2 separate regions of the Homo sapiens genome follow, and region 1 is linked to region 2. The links are chromatin loops, found by intact Hi-C in ENCODE. Cell type or tissue: ascending aorta. All regions are shown on one strand. Links, peaks and the distances in the headings refer to the core of each region. The heading gives the core; the rest is flanking DNA.

Region 1 (4,064 bases), core at 605-3,104, 150 kb before region 2:
CGCATTACGCAGAGCCTAAACAGGTGTGACCTCCGCAGCCACCGGCCTGGCATGTCCACCCAGAGCTCGGGGCATCAGCGTACATCAAAGGGCTTCCAGGTCCAGATCACTTCCTCAGCGGCGCCAGAGCCACCCACTCCCACTTGCCAGATGAGAAAACGGAGGCAGAGCGAGATAAGCCCTGGCCAAACAGGATCTGGGCGAGGCAAGCCCGTCCCTCAGATGGCACTGCCCTGGTGCAGAGGGCTGATGCCCAGGGGCAGTGGGCAGGGGACGCCCATGCCCGGTGGGGAGAGGCTGCTAAGCACCAGGCACCCTTGCCCTTGGCGCCGCCTGCAGGGTGGTGAGGGAACACAGGCACTCAGCATCATCGTAAGTGAACTGTGAAGCCTGCTGGATGGTGAGAGACGCTGAGAAAAACAGAAAAGGCAGCACAGGAGCTGGAGTACCGGGGACTCTACGATTTTTTTTTTTTTTTTTTTGAGACAGAGTCTCGCTCTGTCGCCCAGGCTGGAGTGCAGTGGCGCCATCTCAGCTCACTGCAAGCTCCGCCTCCCGGGTTCACGCCATTCTCCTGCCTCAGCCTCCCAAGTAGCTGGGACTACAGGCACCCGCCACCAAGCCTGGCTAATTTTTTGTATTTTTAATAGAGACAGGGTTTCACTGTGTTAGCCAGGATGCTCTCGATTTCCTGACCTCATGATCTGCCCGCCTCGGCCTCCCAAAGTGCTGGGATTACAGGCGTGAACCACCGTGCCCAGCCTTTTCTTTTTGAGATGTAATTTCACTGGTGATGCCCAAGCTGGAGTGCAGTGGTGTGATCTCGACTCACTGAAACCTCCGCCTCCCAGGTTCAAGCCATTCTCCTGCCTCAGCCTCCCAAGTAGCTGGGATTACAGGTACCCGCCACCAATGCCTGGCTAATTTTGTATTTTCAGTAGAGATGGGTTTTCACCATGTTGGCCAGGCTGGTCTCAAACTCCTGACCTCAGGTGATCTGCCCGCCTTAGCTTCCCAAAGTGCTGGGATTACAGACGTGAGCCACCACACCCAGCCCAAGTCTACGATTTAAAAAAAAAAAAAAAAAAGAAAAGAAAAAAATTATTTTAGAGACAGGGTCTTGCTCTGTGGCCCAGGCTGGAGTGCAGTGGCACGATCACCACTCACTGAAGCCTCAACCTCCTGGGCTTAAGTGATCCTCCTGCCTCAGCCTCTCAAGTAGCTTGGACCACAGGCACATATCACCACGCCTGGCTAATTTTCTTTTTCTTTCTTTCTTTTTTTTTTTTTTTTTTTTTTGAGACAGAGTCTCTGTCACTGAGGCTGGAGTGCAGTGGCATGATCTCGGCTCACTGCAACCTCCACCTCTCAGGTTCAAGTGATTCTCCTACCTTAGCCTCCTGAGTAGCTGGGACTAGAGGCATGCACCAACACACTTGGCTAATTTTTGTATTTTTAGTAGAGACGGGGAGTTCACCACGTTGGCCAGCCTGGTCTTGAACTCCTGACCTTAGGTGATCTGCCATCTCGGTCCCCCAAAGTGCTGGGATTACAGGCATGAGTCACTGTGCTTGGCCTCTGCCCTAATTTTTAAAAAAATTTTTTGTAAAGACAGGGTCTGGCTATGTTGCCCAGGCTGGTCTTGAACTTCTGGGCTCAAGCAATCCACCTGCCTCGGCCTCCCAAAGTGCTGGATTACAGGTGTGAGCACCGCGATTGGCTGAGGCAGCTTTCTCTTGTTCTTGCCTGGATGGGGCCAGCTGCAAACGGAGCCTCGCTCCTCAGCCCCTGGGGGCCAGAGGCCAGGCTTCGGGGCCCCTGCCAGGACAGCCTCACTTGGCTTCCCCCAACTGAGGAAGGAGATGGCGCCTCCCTCAAAGGGAGCCCACTTGGGCTGCCCGGGTCCCAGCCCACCACTGCGAGCATGCAGAGCCTGGGTGTCAGGGTGCTCAGCAAACCGGGCAGCTGCTTCATCCCACGTCAGAGCCCCGGCACCCAACGCGCCAGGCCTGAGCCCAGCTGTCTGCGGGGAGCGTGCCGTGGCCAGCCTGGCCTCTGCACCCACTTCCCGAAGCCAGATTCCCAGCAGACGGTCTCCTGCGGGGCACCGGGCCAGCGGCATTCCTACGGTGGCCCAGCCACCTCTCTCCACCGGGCTGGCGGCCCCTCCGCCCCTCCCTGGCCCATTCAGAGAAAGAATGGGAACTGTCTGATCAGCAGCTGGGCTCTGACCAAATGGAATTTTCCGTCTGTGGTGGAAGTGATGTAAGGGCTCGGTCAGGCGAGGCGAAAACTGCACGCTGGGTTCCGCGGAGCACACGGAGAGGACTCAACTGCCACACATGTGCCAAGGGGGCTGGGGGCGACCCCCTCCTGCAGCCTCAGTCCCCCTGCCCCCACCCTAGGGCTCCTGGTCTCGGCCCTGGGCCACCCCCTCCTTCTCCAAGCCCCTGCAGCCCCACAGCCACAGACGGCATCCATGGGGGATGCCCCCTCCCACCGTGAGCCCAGACTCCCCCGACTGCCCCGCAGCCCCCAAAATGCAGCCCCCAAAACCCCACCAACTCTGGAAACACCCAGCCAGCCAGAGAGCCGGGGCCTGAAGCCTTACTCTGTCCCAGATCAGGTTGCTACCGATAGGATCCCAGTATACCCTGGGCCAGAGCAAGACCTCCCTGGCCTGGCAGGGATGCCTGGGGCACTGGCTGGTGAGGAGCGGGCAGGGCTGGGGTGTGGCTCGGGGCAGGGCTCTGTGGCCTCTACACCCAGGCATATGCTGTCCCTGGGCCTGGAGCCTTCCCCTTCAGGGAAGCCCCATTGTCCCCATACACAGGCCATCTCCTCCAGGATGTCCCCAGGATATTAGAGACCCAGGCCCAAACCCGGTGCTGCAGCCTTTGCTCTGTGTGAACCTCGGCTGGCTCCGCACTTGTAAGGCGAGACCCCCAACCTGACCTGGCTGCCTGCACAGGTGGGTGGCCCCAACCCAGCCCTGCTTGGAGAAGGGAGGGCCCAGTGAGCCACAAGGCCTTAGGACGGCCCACGGGGCACTTGAGCAGACGACGTGCACGAGCAGCTGTGAGGCCTGTGCCCCACGCCTGCCGCGGCCTCCTGGCCATGCCCACTCTGCCTCCAGGCCCTGTCTGGACGTGACTCCCATCAGCCACACAGACACAGGCACCCCCCAACGCAATGCCAGGCTCAGCGCCAGCACAGGCCACACCACACCAGGCTGCCAAGGTGGGAGGGCCATGCATGACAGCAGGGCAGGGCACACTGCCTGCCACCTGCACAGGTGGCTGCTGCTGGGCATCCTGGTGGCTCCCGGAGCACCTGGTGGCAGGACCTGGGCCTGGCAGCGTGTGAGGAAGCATGCCACTCGGGAGGGTGCACAGCAAGTCACGGCCGGCCTATGGAACACACGTCCCCCCCCACACACACACAGGCGGCTGCTCTACATGCACACGCCTGGGAGCAGCTGCCCACCCCGCTACCCTGCGCCACGGACCCACACGCCGCTCTGTGCCACCAACCTGTGGGCTACCGTGGCGCGTGGCTGGGCTGAGGAGGCCCTGGCCCACTGGGGGGTGCTCACAGGGACTCTGATGAGAAGTTTGGCCCGATGCAGCCTCCAGCCCCAGCCACAGGCAGTGGCCACGATCCCACCACCCTGCCATTCCAGCCACGGCTGCTCGCTCCTCGGCTGGACACTGCTGCGGGTCTGCCCTGAGCAGGGAGGGAAGCGAAGACATAGGGCCCGTGTCCTGGAGCCACGCTGCTAGGCACAGGGAGTTCCAGAGTCCACAGTCACACAGCGGGGGCGGGTGAGCTGGCAGGCCAGGCAGCGTGACCACAGCTGAGGATGATGGCTGCCCGAGGCATTGGGAGAGACCAGCGAGCCCCAGGGGTGCAGCCACGGGGCACGGTGAGCAGGGGTGGCAGGAGAAGCAGCCCCCGGTGGCCAGAGAAGGGGTGGGCAGAAGGTGGGTTCCAGCCCTGCCCCGCCCCTCGTGCCAGCTCCGTGTGGAAGTGACACAGCTTGGAGGAGGGAAAGGGACAGGCTC
Region 2 (4,064 bases), core at 602-3,101:
GGCACAGAGACACACGAATGCACAACGCCTCGCCACGCTCTCGCACGGATGCCACGTGGCAGCAGAAGTAGAAGACTCCACCCTGCTCAGCTTCTGACCTGTGACCTTGGCCATGTCGCTGGCCCTCCCTAAGTCTCTGTCTCCCCATTGTGGGTGGAGGGGCTGGGCCCAGGGGCCTGGGGGGCAGGAGGCTGAGGCTGGGTGTGGGCTGGGGCTGTCCTGGCCCCCGCTCCTGTTTCGACCACCAGGCTTCCTCCCCCTGCCCCTCTGGGGAGGGACCATAATTAACGTCTTCCTGTTCAGATCAGGAGTCCGTTTCCAAAAACATTTTTGGAAGGATTATTTTGCAAAGGAAATGTTTTTGAAAGACTCTTGTGTCCCGTCCCGGCCGAGGGAAGTGGGAGCAGCAGTTGGAGCGGGGATAGCGGGTGGGTGGGGGTGGCCCCTGGTGGCCCTGGGGGCCAGGGTGAGTGGCAGCCAGACTCCAGCCCCTGAGCCCCTCTTTGTGTCTGCTCTGCCCCCAGAGCGCAGGGTCCTGGGATGGTGGGTGGAGAGGGTGGAGACCGAGGGAGACAGGAAAGGGGGGTGAAAGGGGGAGGAAGGGTCCCCGTTTCCTCACTGCCCACTCACTCCATGCCCTCTGAGGACCTCTCGTTGCTAAATCCAAGCATCCCCTCCCAGGCCTTGTGCCAGCACCTCTCACACCATTTTCCTTGGGCAGTCAGCGCCCAGAACCCTCTGCCTGGCTCCCAGCCTGGCGCACAAGCCCACCTTTCTTTCTTTCCTTTTTCTTTTTGAGATAGTCTCACTCTGTCACCCAGCCTGGAGTGCGGTGGCACAATCTCGGCTCACTGCAGCCTCTCCCTCCAGGGTTCAAGCGATTCTCCTGCCTTAGCCTCCCTAGTAGCTGGGATTACAGATGCCCGCCAACATGCCTGGCTAATTTTTGTATTTTTAGTAGAGACAGGGTTTCACCATGTTGGCCAGGCTGGTCTCGAACTCCTGACCTCAGGTGATCCACCCGCCTCGGCCTCCCAAAGTGCTGGGATTGCAGGCGTGAGCCACTGCACCCAGCCACAAGCCCACCTTTCTCCCACCCCTCCTCCAGGCCCTCTCCTGTCCCCTGAAGGTGGCTCTGGGCTCTGTCCTGGGCCCAGTGTCCTCTGGCTCATGGGGCAGGTGTCTTCTAGCACCACAGACACCTGCCTGGGCCCAGCCTGCCCCCTCCCTGGTCAGCTGCGCCCTTGGATACCTCAGGCTCACTCTGTCTTCTCTCTTCTTTTTTCGTTGATTGTGAGGCTCTCCTTTGAGACTGTCTCTTCTTCTTGAACTTGGCCCTCACTCAAGTGTCCCCATCCCATCTTGTAGAAGGCCCTCCATCCAATACCTGAGTTAAACACACACGGTTTTTCATTGCTTATATTTTCTATCCTGAAAAACACGTGGCAAAAAGTTAGCACCGGGGAGCAAGCAATGTGGGTCATTCAGCAGATGCTTAAGGCTTTCAGAAGGAAGTGCCTCTCTTTCCGGGCAGGGGTGAGCTGGGGGCACGGGAGGCCCTGCAGACCCCGCCCTGACACTGACCCATGCAGACTCCAGGCCAGCCCCTGGCCCCTGACCCCCAACTCCAGCCCCATCATCGGGCTGCCCACCTCCCTGCCTGCCAGACAGCCCCCTCCACAGCCAGTGGGCTCAGGCTGGCCCCAACCCCCTCTGAGCTTTGGTCCTTGTTAGTTTTTTTTGGTCCAGATTGTCGTGGTTCTCTGTGGCCTCCCAGCTCCCAGGGCACGGTGACCGATTCGTAAATGTTGCTTGAATACATGAAGGAGATGACTGGCTCGTGTAGAACTGGATAAAGCTTCTTGCATCAAAAATGCTTTCCTCTCAGAAGAATACCTCCAGCTCCTAAATTCCCAGCCTCCCCTGGGCCTGGGCCTGAAGACGGGACAGCCAGGCTCCCTGGGAGCTCCTTCTCTGCCTCAGTTTCCTCACCTTCCCCAACTTCGTCATTGCCAGCCTTCCCGGCTCTCCCTTGCCCCCTGACCACCTCGGGCTGGGGAAACTCCACCAGCTCTGCCCAGGGCTGGCCATGCTACGCTGAGGACATTTCCCAATGCCCTGGGGACCCAAGGAGTGGGTGGAACATTCTATCGGAGCCTGCTGGCCAGCTGAATTAGTGGTGACCAAGTGTGCAGGGCATGGGGGAAGACTGCCTGGCCAAGCTGTGCCCTCGCCTGACAGCCATGCTGTGGTTCCTCAGATTAACTCCCCCGTCTCTCTGAGCCTCAGTTTCTCCTCTGGGAAAACAGGGGTGCTGGGAGATGGGCCCTCTGTGGGGCCCAACCTGGTCAGATAGGGCTCCTGGGATTCTGGACACCGTGGGGGCCCCATCCCTGCCGAGGCTCATCCCTCTGACCCCGGCTTGGGGACACTGTCTTCTCTCTCTCTGCAGGGCCTCCTGGCTGGGGGCGGGGGAGAGGGGGCGCGTCCGGCAGAGGCCTCTCTTAAGGGAGTACTGGCGACCTGTACTCACTGGGGGGTCCCTCTCCCCTCCTTCCCCCAGACTGTTTCTCCAGGTGAGGATACCTGTCTCCACATCCCTTGTTTTCTTCTGGCCCTCTCTGCGTGCCCCCCTCTCTCCATCCATTTCCAGGCCCACCCTCCCCAGGACTTGGCAGTGCTCCCAGCTCTGGGCTGGGCTCCTCCACCCTCCACAGCTGTCCTGGAGCTGGTGTGAAGTTATTTTGGGAGCTGATGGCTCCCCTGGGTCTTTTCCCCGCAGCCTTGGCAGGAGCATGAGTTCGAGGCCAGCCCAGCTGCATGTCTCTGCAGAAGCTGGTGTGGAAAAGCTGGGCCCTGACTTCCCAGTCCCAGGTGGGGCAGGGGTTTCCGGCTGTGTGGGCCACGGTCTGCCCCATGAGGATTAGGGGTGGGAGCAGACCCCGACCAGCTCCTTCCCACACCACTCCCCAGGCCTGGGCATCTGGGTCCTGCCTTTTGAGGGATGCTGGAGGACCCCACGGCGTCCAGCCCCAGCCTGTCTCTCTCATGGCCTCGGACCCACCCCACAATGTCCCTCACCCCATCCTCTCTGCACCCCCTGCTCTGGCCATACGGATCTCCTTCCTGCTCCTTAAGCACCCCCATCTCACCATGCTTTGTCCCTGTGCCAGCATTCCTCCTCCAGCGTCCTGTCCTGGGTCACCCTCAAGAGCCCAAGAGCCTCCCACTCCCACCCCACATTCTGCTCCAGTTCTCCCTCCCTCCCTCCCCCCACCCATCATCTTCATCCTGCACCGTCTGATAGAAACATGACACAAGTTTGGGCATGGTGGCTCACGCCTGTAACCTTAGCACTTTGAGAGGCCAAGGCGGGTGGATCACCTGAAGCCAGGAGTTTGAGACCAGCCTGGCCAACATGGTGATACCCCGTCTCTACTAAAAATACAAAAATTAGCCGGGTGTGGTGACGGGCACCTGTAATCCCAGCTACTCGGGAGGCTGAGGCAGGAAAATCTCTTGAACCAGGGAGGTGGAGGTTGCAGTGAGCCGAAGTCTCGTCATTGCACTCCAGCCTGGATGACAGACCACGACTCTGTCTCAAAAGAAAAAAAAAAAAAAAGGAAAGAAAGAAAGAAATATGACTCAGCCGGGCAAGGTGGCTCACGCCTGTAATCCCAGCAATTTGGGAGGCCGAGGTGGGTGGATTGCTTGAAGTCAGGAGTTCGAGACCAGCCTGGCCAACATGGCGAAACTCTGTCTCTACTAAAAATATAACAATTAGCCAGGCATGGTGGCACAGGCCTGTAATCCCAGCTACTCAGGAAGCCGAGGCAGGAGAATTGCTGGAACCCAGGAGGTGGAGGTTGCAGTGAGCCGAGATTGCGCCACTGCACTCCAGCCTGGACGACAGAGCAAGATTCTGTCTCAAAAAAAAAAAAAAAAAAAAGTATGACACAAGCCACGGTTGCCATTTTAGATTTTCAACTAGCCACATGAAAGACATCTTTTTGCCAGACATGGTGGCTCAGGCCTATAATCCCAGCACTTTAGGAGGTCATGGG

Evidence for each region. Hi-C counts contacts between places; a loop is a spot of excess contacts. Peaks named below come from ENCODE experiments on the same cell type or tissue, not always from the same donor. Only the 100,000 strongest peaks of a DNase experiment are listed, where the experiment ranks them.
Region 1: a loop joins it to region 2, with 2.0 times the contacts of the local background. A loop is called at or near these places in 3 of 110 quality-filtered maps.

The regions. Positions count from the first base shown.
Region 1 is chr7:2,639,773-2,643,836 of GRCh38, reverse strand. All of the region lies in intron 1 of TTYH3 (tweety family member 3), which reads right to left. Among named protein-coding and RNA genes, the nearest start is that of TTYH3, 9.8 kb to the right of the region's middle. RefSeq lists enhancers at 1,357-2,028, 2,029-2,700, 2,651-2,790 and a silencer at 1,971-2,210. In ascending aorta, for the core only: no CTCF peak of the experiment used is centred there; a DNase peak (open chromatin) is centred at 2,076; H3K4me3 peaks cover 1,431 bases; H3K27ac peaks cover 1,724 bases.
Region 2 is chr7:2,486,497-2,490,560 of GRCh38, reverse strand. No RefSeq gene overlaps it. Among named protein-coding and RNA genes, the nearest start is that of GRIFIN, 12 kb to the right of the region's middle. RefSeq lists an enhancer at 2,491-3,375. In ascending aorta, for the core only: no CTCF peak of the experiment used is centred there; a DNase peak (open chromatin) is centred at 2,120; H3K4me3 peaks cover 557 bases; H3K27ac peaks cover 1,413 bases.